2 separate regions of the Homo sapiens genome follow, and region 1 is linked to region 2. Evidence: chromatin loops called from intact Hi-C (ENCODE). Cell type or tissue: endothelial cell of umbilical vein. All regions are shown on one strand. Links, peaks and the distances in the headings refer to the core of each region. The heading gives the core; the rest is flanking DNA. Region 1 holds the start of LOC124902921 (a long non-coding RNA gene). Region 2 has its middle 19 kb from the start of YAF2.

Region 1 (5,384 bases), core at 118-5,117, 51 kb before region 2:
AAAAAAAGAAAAAGAATTGTCAACAGCAAATTAAAGCATGATGCATTCACAATAATAGATTATTAGGAAGCATTAAAATGTTTCAAAGAATTTTTAATTGTATGAGAAAACATTCCAGATACAATGTCAAGTGTAAAACACTTGCTATATATGGATACATATCTGCATATGGAAGGGGGAAATGCTCACTGCTAAAGTAGCAGTGCAGAATGGTTAAGAGTATGCTCTTTTTTTTGACAGATACACTTAGGTTTCTATGGCCATATTGCCACTTAAAGCTGCTGATCGTAGACGATTTACTTAACCTGAGTTATATGAAAACTAAGAAGGTTAAAGCAACACAGAAGGACAAATATTGTATGATACCACTTACATGAGGCACCTGGAATAGGCAACGTGAAATTCATAGAGACAGAAAATAGAGGTTACCAGGGTCTGAAGGGAGGTAGAAAGGGGGGCTATTTATTTAATGCATAGTTTCTGTTTCAGTTGATGAGAAGTTCTGGAAATGGCTAGTGGTGACGGTTGCTCAATACTGTGAATGTACCTAATGGCACTAAGTTGTACACATAAAAATGGGTAAAATGGGCCGGGCACAGTGGCTTATGCCTGTAATCCTAGCAGTTTGGGAGCCTGAGGCAGGCAGACAGCCTGAGCTCAGGAGTTCGAGACCAGCCTGGCCAACAAGGTAAAACCCCATCTCTACTAAAATAGAAAAAAATAGCCGAGTGTGGCAGTGTGCACCTGTAGTCCCAAATACTTGGGAGGCTGAGGCAGAAGAATTGCTTGAACCCGGGAGATGGAGGTTGCAGTGAGCCAAGATCATGCCACCACACTCCAGCCTGGGCGACAAAGCGAGACTCTGTCTCAAAAAAAAAAGGTAAATTTTATGTGATGTATATTTTATCACACACAAAAAAAAATATGCCTCAAGTGACAGGACTGCATAGAAAAAAATGTGCAAACATAACTAAAAATTTTTTGTGAAGTATAATTAGGCCAACAAGCCCTCCCCACAGCCCACCAAGTCATGCTGAACCATCACACCTGCAAGCCCCTTCCCTGCGATCTATGTCCAGGATAAGATTAAGATAGCTTTCCCACCTCAGGCAAGGGATTGGAGGGGTCCTTCCCCAGGAGAAAATACATACAGCTTGAGATATTAGCCCTAAAGAAAATGTTCAGTAATAAAGACCTCCAAGTTGATATGCCCAAGGCAGTGCTAGTGAAATATGCTCTGCTCAGCTTTTCAGTGCTTCACATTCAAATATGAACAGACACATAAGCATCAACAAACATTTGAGGAAAGCCTCTAATACAACGGAAACCCAAACAAGCATACCACAAAAGAGAGCTTTAAGAACAATTCTGGCTTTGAAAATCTATCTATCCCCTACGGTTTCAGAAAAAGAGACCGAACCTGTAAATTTGGTAGTTTCTTTTTTTTTTGAGATGGAGTCTCACTCTGTCACCAGGCTGGAGTGCAGTCGCACAGTCTTGGCTCACTGCAACCTCTGCCTCCCAGGTTCAAGCGATTCTCCTGCCTCAGCCTCCTAAGTAGCTGTGACTACAGGCACGCACCACCACACCCGGCTAATATTTGTATTTTTAGTAGAGACGGCGTTTCACCACGTTGGCCAGGATGGTCTCGATCTGCTTACCTCATGATCTGCCCGCCTTGGCCTCCCAAAGTGCTGGGATTACAGGCGTGAGCCACAGCGCCAGGCCGTTTTTTTGTTTTTTTTTTTTTTTTTTTTTTTTTTTTTTTGACAGAGTTTCACTCTTGTTGCTCAGGCTGCAGTGCAATGGCATGATCTCAGCTCACTGCAACCTCCACCTCCTGGGTTCAAGCGATTCTCCTGCCTCAGCCTCCCACGTAGCTGGGATTACAGGTGTGTGCCATCATGCCTGGCTAATTTTCTATTTTTTTAGTAGAGATGGGGTTTCACCATGTTGGTCAGGCTGGTTTCGAACTCCTGACCTCAACTGATCCACCTGACTCGGCCTCCCAAAGTGCTGGGATTACAGGCCTGAGCCACTGTGCCAGGCCAACTTGGTAGTTTCTAATAAGTACTTGTCTAGCAGAGAATGCCCTTCTTGCTGGATATGACTAATGGTTTTTTGGGTTTTTTTTTTTTCCTTCTGCAGTCATTTATTTACTCATTGCTTTTTTGACTAGATGCCTTATTCTGAAATTGTCAATTACAGTTTTCAGATTATCATGAAATTCAATTATGCCCACATATGACATTTATAAATTTTGCATGTTAATTTATTCCTTTGTTTTATATGCTAAAGATGTGTGTTTATATATGCCAGGTGTGGTGGCATGCACCTGTAGTCCCAGCTCCTGGAGAGGCTAAGGTGGGAGGTTCCCTTGAGACCAGGAATTTAAGTCCAGCTGGGCAACAGAGTAAAACCCTGTCTCTAAAAAACAAATAAAAGTGAATTTAAATAATATTTTTGGCCAGGTGTAGTGGCTCATGCCTATAATCCCAGCACTTTGGGAGGCCAAGGCAAGAGGATCTCTTGAAGCCAGGAGTTCAAGACCAGCCTAGGCAGCAAAGTGAGACCCTGACTTTATAAAAATAAAAAATAACTGTTTTTAATTTAAAAAATTAAAAACTATGTTTTAAATGCTTAAATATTAAAACCTTGATTACCATACCTAGAAAAGTACTTGAAAGCTTTACATAGAATATGCCATAGATCAGTAACTTAGGTTCAATCATTGATGGAGGGCTGGAAATGTAATTTTTAAAGTGGGGAGAAAACTATTGGATCATATAACTAAGTCATTCAGCTTCAGAAATGGATAAAAGAGATAAAAATATAATTAGAAATCTATTTTTCTTTGTCTTACCACCGCTTTCCTCTGTACTTCCTTTATTTCTCAACAAGCTTTCTTCATATGGTGGTAGAGATGACCACCAGTATCTCTAAAGGTAGGAATCCCAACAAAGAAAACCCCTTTCCCAGTGGTCCCAGCAAAAGTTCCAAGAAAGCCCTGATTGGCTAGGTCTCTGTCACAGTCCCCATTCCTGGAAATAAGGAAGAGAGTCAGTCCCACCCCGACTACATAGAGTGAAAGTGTTCCTATGCAACGCGGGATCTATTTTCAGTTTGGAATCAATGTGGAAATTATCCTGTAAAAAGAATCTTAAGCTTAAAACCCTCCTTTCAACATTTCCCAGGGCAGAATACTGAGACGGCTGAGCAGAGCACACAAAGAAAATAAAGATTCAGCCTGGGCGCAGTGGCTCACGCCTGTAATCTCAACACTTTGGGAGACTGAGGCAGGTGGATCACCAGAGGTCAGGAGTTCAAGACCAGCCTGACCAACATAGTGAAACCCTGTCTCTACTAAAAATACAAAATTAGCCGGGTGTGGTGGCCCATGCCTGTAATCCCAGCTACTTGGAAGGCTGAGGCAGGAGAATTGTTTGAACCCAGGAGGCGGAGGCTGCAGTGAGCTGAGATCATGCCACTGCACTCCAGCCTGGGCAACAGAGACTCTGTCTCAAAAAAAAAAAAAAAAAAAAAAGAAAGAAAGAAAAGAAAAGAAAAAGAAAAAAAGGAAAAGAAAGAAAAGAAATATATATGGAAGAAAGTGAAAACCTCCTTGGAAAGCAGTGTGATCAGCACTATTACTTAAACTAACAATGCGAACAGTGGCAGTCAGACTGAGCCCTCAGTCCAGAGAATGGGAGTAAGCCACTATCAATTGTTTTAAAACACTCCATCTATAAGATCCAAATTTTAAGAATCCTTATATACTGCTATAGATAAAGACAACCAGTTAACATTTTTAGTTAAGATATGGCACCTAGAAATAAGCAGACCAGAAACATAAAAGCTTTTATAGAAAGCAGATTCCTGAAGTGCATGTTGCACTTTTCATCAGCACATCTTTGCAAGATGCATGGCTTCATGTGAAACACATAATCTTGTTTTTTCATAGAGATGGTATAGTTTGGTTAGAGCCTCATAAGTATATTTAAGATAAGTTAAATACTAAAAATGGCTTTTAACAAATTATCTGAAAGACAAATTATATCACATATTTAGCACTATGTTTCAGGCACTGTTCTAAACACATTATAAATATGAAATAATTGAATCCCTTTTAGGTATTGTTTTCATCATTATACAGATGACAGAACTAAGGCACAGAGAGGCAAAGTAATTCACCCAAAGTCACACAGCCAGTAAGTAGCACGATAACGTTTTAAATGCAGGGTACAATGTATGTTATTTTGGAGATGGATACACAAAAAAGCCCTATGCATGACTTACCAAAAATAAATAAATAAATAAAATTTAAAAATAAAAGAAAAAGGCCAGGTGCGGAGGCTCATGCCTGCAATCCCAGCACTTTGGGAGGCCGAGGCGGGCGGATCACCTGAGGTCGGGAGTTCGTGACTAGCCTGACCAACGTGGAGAAACCCCGTCTCTATTAAAAGTAGAAACTCACTGGGTGTGGTGGCGCATGCCTGTAATCCCAGCTACTCGGGAGGCTGAGGCAGGAGAATCACTTGAACCCAGGAGGCGGAGGTTGCGGAGCCGAGATCGGGCCATTGCACTCCAGCCTGGGCAAAAAGAGTGAAACTCCGTCTCAAAAAAAGAAAAGAAGAAGAAAAGCCCTGACTTCACCACTACTCAATATATACATGTAACACTTGTACCCCATAAATTTATACAAAGAAAATTTTTAAAAATAAAAGAAATAAAGCCAAGCAAACTTGCTCTAGAGTCGATATACTATCTCTATGCTATGATGCTTCTCTAAAAAAGTACTCAAATTATATGACTGGCCAGGCGCAGTGGCTCACGCCTGTAATCCCAGCACTCTGAGAGGCCAATGGGGATGGATCACCTCAGGTCAGGAGTTTGAGATCAGCCTGCCCAACATGGCGAAACCCTGTCTCTACTAAAAATACAAAAATTAGCCAGGCATGGTGGCACGCGCCTGTAGTCCCAGCACTCAGGAGGCTGAGGCAGGAAAATCCCTTGAATCCAGGAGGTGGAGGTTGCAGTGAGCAGAGATCGTGCCACTGCACTCCAACCTGGGTGACAGAGCGAGACTCCATCTCAAAAAAAAAAAAAAAAAAATATATATATATATATATATATATATATATAGTACTGCCTTATCAACTAGGAGATGGTGGTTTTAAATTTCATTTTACGTGCATAAGAATAACAATTTGTTTTATTATATCTTAATGATTTTTCTGTAGGTGGAAACATTTTTGGAATAACCAACAAATTTTAAAGTTAAAAGACTAAATCTATCATGCCCTAGTGCTTTCTTTAAAAAAATTAAAAATAATTTCCACTTAGAAGTTTAATGAGGTCTCAGACTTATCTGTCCACTACTGAAT
Region 2 (5,384 bases), core at 249-5,248:
TACCTCGGCCTCCCTAGTAGCTTGTACTACAGGTGCACGTCACCACACCCAACTAATAAGGCACTTTTCCCAAGGGCTGTACATATATTAAGTGGTTTAACCCTCATAATAATCCTGTAAGTACATATTATTATTAGTCCCATTTTACAGATGTGAAAACTGAGCCATGGGTTAAGTAATTTGCCCACAGTTACACAGCTAGTATGCTTCAGAAGCAGAATCTGAATCCTGGCAATCTGGTGACAAAAGATCCCTTGCTTGGCCAAACTTTAGTCAGGCTTCTTTTTATTTTTTTTTATTTTTGAGAGGAGTCTTGTTCTCTCCCCCAGGCTGGAGTGCAGTGGCGCGATCTCGGCTCACTGCAAGCTCCGCCTCCCGGGTTCACGCCATTCTCCTGCCTCAGCCTCCCGAGTAGCTGGGACTACAGGCGCCCGCCACCATGCCCGGCTAATTTTTTGTATTTTTAGTAGAGACGGGGTTTCACCGTGTTAGCCAGGATGGTCTCGATCTCCTGACCTCGTGATCCGCCCGCCTCGGCCTCCCAAAGTGCTGGGATTACAGGCGTGATCCACCGCGCCCAGCCTAGTCAGGCTTCTTAACCTTCTGCTAAGCCCATTTGTCCACTTTCTTGTAAAATCCCATTTTAGCAAAGAACCCTGCTGGGTGAATTTGACAAGAACTGCCCTCATCCATGATATCTGATCATCTTCAATACCTGATCAGGTTCCTCATTCTCCCTGTTCCCCAGGTGATATCTGGTCACCCTGGCCTGTCTTCAGGAAACATCCTGTTAGTTTGGTTTAGCTTGAATCCTCTTTACCCCTGACATTTCTTCTTTGTAAATTTCTATCCACTGACTCCCACTCTGCTCCTTGGCTATAATTCCCACTGTGATGTTATTGAAGTTGAGCCCAATCTCTCTTTCCCACTGCAAGACCTCATTGTGGTGGTCCCTCTTCCTATCGCAGTGGTACTGAATAAAATCTTCCTAACTGTGCTTCAACAGGTATCACTGAGTAATTTTTTTCTTTTTACACTGGCTATAGATAATGCCCCAACCACTGGTTTTTGCTTCTTTACAAATTTATTAATATTAAAAATTTTTAAATATATTTAATTCTGGCCGGGCACGGTGGCTCACATCTGGAATCCCAGCACTCTGGGAGACTGAGGCCGGTGGATCATTTCAGGTCGAGACCAGCATGACCAACATGATGAAACCCTGTCTGTACTAAAAAAAAAAAAAAAAAAAAAAAAAAAAAAAGCCAGGTAGGTAGTGCACACCTGTAATCTCAGCTACTCTGGGAGTTTTAGGCAGGAAAATCGCTTGAACCTGGCAAGCAGATGTTGCAGTGAACCGAAATCGTGCCACTGCACTCCAGCCTGGGTGACAAAGAGAGACTCCGTCTCAAAAAAAAAAATTTTGCATATATATATATATATATATATATATATATATATATATATATATATATTTTAATCCAATTAATGTTAAGTAAGGCCAGGTGTGGTCGCTCATGCCTGTAACCTCATCATTTTGGGAGGCTGAGGCAGGAGGATCACTTGAGCCCAGGAATTCAAGACTCCATCTCTACAAAAAATAAAAAAAAACAATTTTCAAAAGAAATGTTAAGTAACATATAACATGTAAAATATCTTAATTATATGATGTGTTTGCTTCTAGAATATAATATACTAATGAAATATATTATTTGAATAGCAATGTGTTTATTACAAGAAATCTTTCAGGACTCGCTGGAGTTTTATTTACATTACTGCAAAAGCCAATGTTAGTTCAATCATTTTCTTGTGAAGATGTATATGACAACAGATTGAACTTTCTCCTTAAATATCACTCTCCAAGATTATGTCTCAGGAAAATATTATTTTCACTACTGAGAAAGTTGATATTACAACTGTGTTTGTGCTATTGGTAGAGAAATTTTAGGTGCTTAAAAATTTTTCAGATATGTTACAGTAGACTTTTCAGGGTCAAACATCTTCATATAAGAATGTTTAAAATATATTTGGCTTTACTAGAGGTTGTTCTAAGTGTAACTACGATATTTATATTTTGAACTGGAAGCTTATAAAACCGCTTAATATATGATCAGAGATGAAATCTTTACAACTGTGGAGTTTATTAAAAAGCTTTTTTTTATAATAAATACAACACATTAACATACTTGGCTGTGGGGTGTGCACATAGAGTTGCTTTCCCTTTTTAATATCTAAAGATGCAGATTTGCAAGGGCACTCAGAGTTAGTGATGCAGTATGATCGTAGAGAAATAAGAATTTTGCCTTTGGGGACCCTCTCTGATTTTTAGAGATATTGAACTTTGACCTTCTCAACAACTAATTCAACTAATTCACACTATATTAAATGTTCACATGTACTGAATAAGTTTTTCCATTGGCATCTTTTCCATTGGAATCCTATAAGCTCTACAAGGATAAATAAAAAATCTTATCTCAGAGGCATGTGTTAGATTCTTTAAGTGGCACTAATAAGAACTAGTAGAAATAAAATGTAATTGATTAAAAAATGCAGAGAGACAAAAGTGGAGGCAAGAAAGAATAGGAAGACTAAGGAAAAGAAATGAATTGTGTCAAATAGAAAATTAACAGAAATGAGGAAAACTTGGAAAAGGTCGATGGAAAAGGCAATATCCATAGAAACGAAAGGAGGAAAATATAAGAAAAAACATAACAGGAGAAGAAAAGTGAAGGAAAAGTTGACATAAAATAATAAGGTCAATAGAAACCAGAGTAAAATTTTGAGGAGGATCAGAAGATAAAAATAACATTTTTATTTTATTTTATTTTATTTTTTTGAGATGGAGTCTCATTCTGTCGCCCAGGCTGGAGTGCAGTGGTACATCTCAGCTCACCGCAACCTCCACCTCCCGGGTTCAAGCGATTCTCCTGCCTCAGCCTCCTGAGTAGCTGGGACTACAGGCACAGGCCACCGCACCCAGCTAACTTTTGTATTTTTTAGTGGAGATGGGGGTCTCACCATGTTGGCCAGGCTGGTCTCGAACTCCTAATCTCAGGTGATCCACTTGCTTTGGCCTCCCAAAGTGCTGGGATTACAGGTGTGAGCCACCACGCCTGACTAAAACACATTTTTTTTTTTTTTTGAGACCGAGTTTCGCTCACGTAGCCCAGGCTGGAGTGCAGTGGTGTGATCTCGGCTCACTGCAACCTCCGCCTCCCAGGTTCAAATAATTCTTCTGCCTCAGCCTCCCAAGTAGCTGGGATTACAGGCGCCTGCCACCACACCCAGCTAATTTTTGCATTTTTAGTAGAAACGGGGTTTTGCCATGTTGGCCAGGCTGGTCTTGAACTCCTGACCTCATGATGCACCCGTCTCGGCCTCCCAAAGTGCTGGGATTACAGGTGTGAGCCACCACTCCTGGCCCAAAACAACATATTTTAAACAAAAGCTTTCTAACAAGAAAATAAAAATTACCCCCTGAGAATGGCAATATTGAATACTGAAACAGCTCTACATATAAAATACTTATTCTATTATGTAGTAAGCAGATACACTTTGTACCAAAGGAAAATCATCATATAGACCTCTAGGGCTTTGGAGCAAATCCATGCCCTTTTCTGCAAATAATTATTTGAGCTTTTCAGAAACAGCTGTCGTCTGGCTATTTAGCCCGGGGTAGAGACTGAATGCCTAACTATGGGACATCAAGTGGCAATGTTAACTGAGCTTCCCTTTATGAAATGGGTGCTACCTGAACCACCAAGCCATAAGGTTGGGTACACATGACAGCAATCTGTCCTCAAGTGGAAATGGCATATATCAGACTTATGCAGAAATGGGAAATAGGTAATTCCATGAAGAGTCCTTCAACAGTGACTGCTCCTCTCTCAACTCATATCTATTATTTTATAAGGAGTTTCTTACAACTGATTGACTGAGGGGGGAAAATCCCAGGCCTGGTATGCAAATGGTTCTACATGATATGCTGTTACCAACCAGAGGTGGATGGTTACATCATTACAGTCCCAATGAGAGGTGGCCTTGAAGGGCAGTAGTAGAGGGAAATTCTCCTAATGAGCATAAATTAGAGCAACATGTTTGGTTGTCCACCTTATCTGGACTGAAACATGGTCAGAAGTATGGATCAGCACTGATTCATGGGCAGTTGCTAACATTTGGGCTGGATGATTAAGGACTCAGAGAGGACAAGATTGGAAGAATGATACAAGAGGATCTAAGGAAGAGGTATGTGGGTGGACCTTTCAGGATGGTTGAAACATTCCATGTGAATATATTTGTGTCCCATGTAGATACTCACCAAAGGGCACCATCTGATAAGGAAACTTTTAATGATCAGGTGAACAAAATGACTCATTCTCTTGATGTCAGTCAGCCACTTTAACCAGCCACCCTAGTGATTTCTCAATGGACCCATGTGCAAACTGGTCATGTTGTCCAGAATAGAGGCTCTGCATGGGCTCAGCAATATGATGTTCTCACAAAGGCTGGCCTTGCAGCCCAGCTACATTGCTACTGCTAACAATACTAACTGGCCAACAGCACAAACCAACACTGGGTCTCCAATTTGCCACCCTTCCTTGGAGAGACAAGTCAGCCAGCCACCTGGTGGTCAGTTGATTATATTGGACTGTTTCCCTCATGGAAGCGGACAGAGATCTTTTCACTGGAATGGACACATATTCTGGATATGGACTTGCCTTCCCTGCCTATAATGCTTGCACCACTATGCATGGACTCATAAAATGCCTTATTCATTTCAACTGTATTCTGCACAACAGTGCGTGTGATTATTTCACAGCAAAAGAAATACAACGATGGGATTATGCCCATAAAATTTACAGGTCATACCATGTATTCCTTCACCTAGAAACATCTGGCCTAGTAGAAAAGTATAATGGCTTACTGAAGACTCAGTTGGTTTAAAGACAATGTCCTGAAAGAAAGCCATGCTATCTTACAAGATGCAGTGTGTGTTTTGAATCAGAGACCAATATGTGGTGCTGTCTTTCCCACAGCCAGAATAAATACAGGAATCAAGAGATGGAAATGGGGCTGGGCACGGTGGCTCATGTCTGCAATCCCAGCATTTTGGGAGGCCAAGGTGGGTGAATCACTTGAGGTCAGGAGTTTGAGACCAGCCTGGGCAACATGGTGAAACCCCATCTCTACTAAAAATACAAAAGCTAGCCATGTGTGGTGGTGCATGCTTGTAATCCCAGCTACTCAGGAGGCTGAGGCAGGAGAATCGCTTGAACCCAGGAGCCAGAGGTTTCAGTGAGCTGTGATTGTGCCACTGCACTCCAGTCTGGGTGACAGAGAAAGACTCCATCTCAAAAAAAAAAAAAAAAAAAAAAAAGAGGATA

What was found. A loop is a pair of places that touch in the nucleus more often than their neighbours do. Peaks named below come from ENCODE experiments on the same cell type or tissue, not always from the same donor. Only the 100,000 strongest peaks of a DNase experiment are listed, where the experiment ranks them.
Region 1: a loop joins it to region 2, with 5 times the contacts of the local background. A loop is called at or near these places in 4 of 110 quality-filtered maps.

What each region holds. Positions count from the first base shown.
Region 1 is chr12:42,305,298-42,310,681 of GRCh38, reverse strand. It overlaps LOC124902921 (a long non-coding RNA gene), which reads left to right and starts at 4,130. Exons shown (of 2, transcript XR_007063280.1): 1 at 4,130-4,208. In endothelial cell of umbilical vein, for the core only: no CTCF peak of the experiment used is centred there; no DNase peak of the experiment used is centred there.
Region 2 is chr12:42,254,667-42,260,050 of GRCh38, reverse strand. No RefSeq gene overlaps it. Among named protein-coding and RNA genes, the nearest start is that of YAF2, 19 kb to the right of the region's middle. In endothelial cell of umbilical vein, for the core only: no CTCF peak of the experiment used is centred there; no DNase peak of the experiment used is centred there.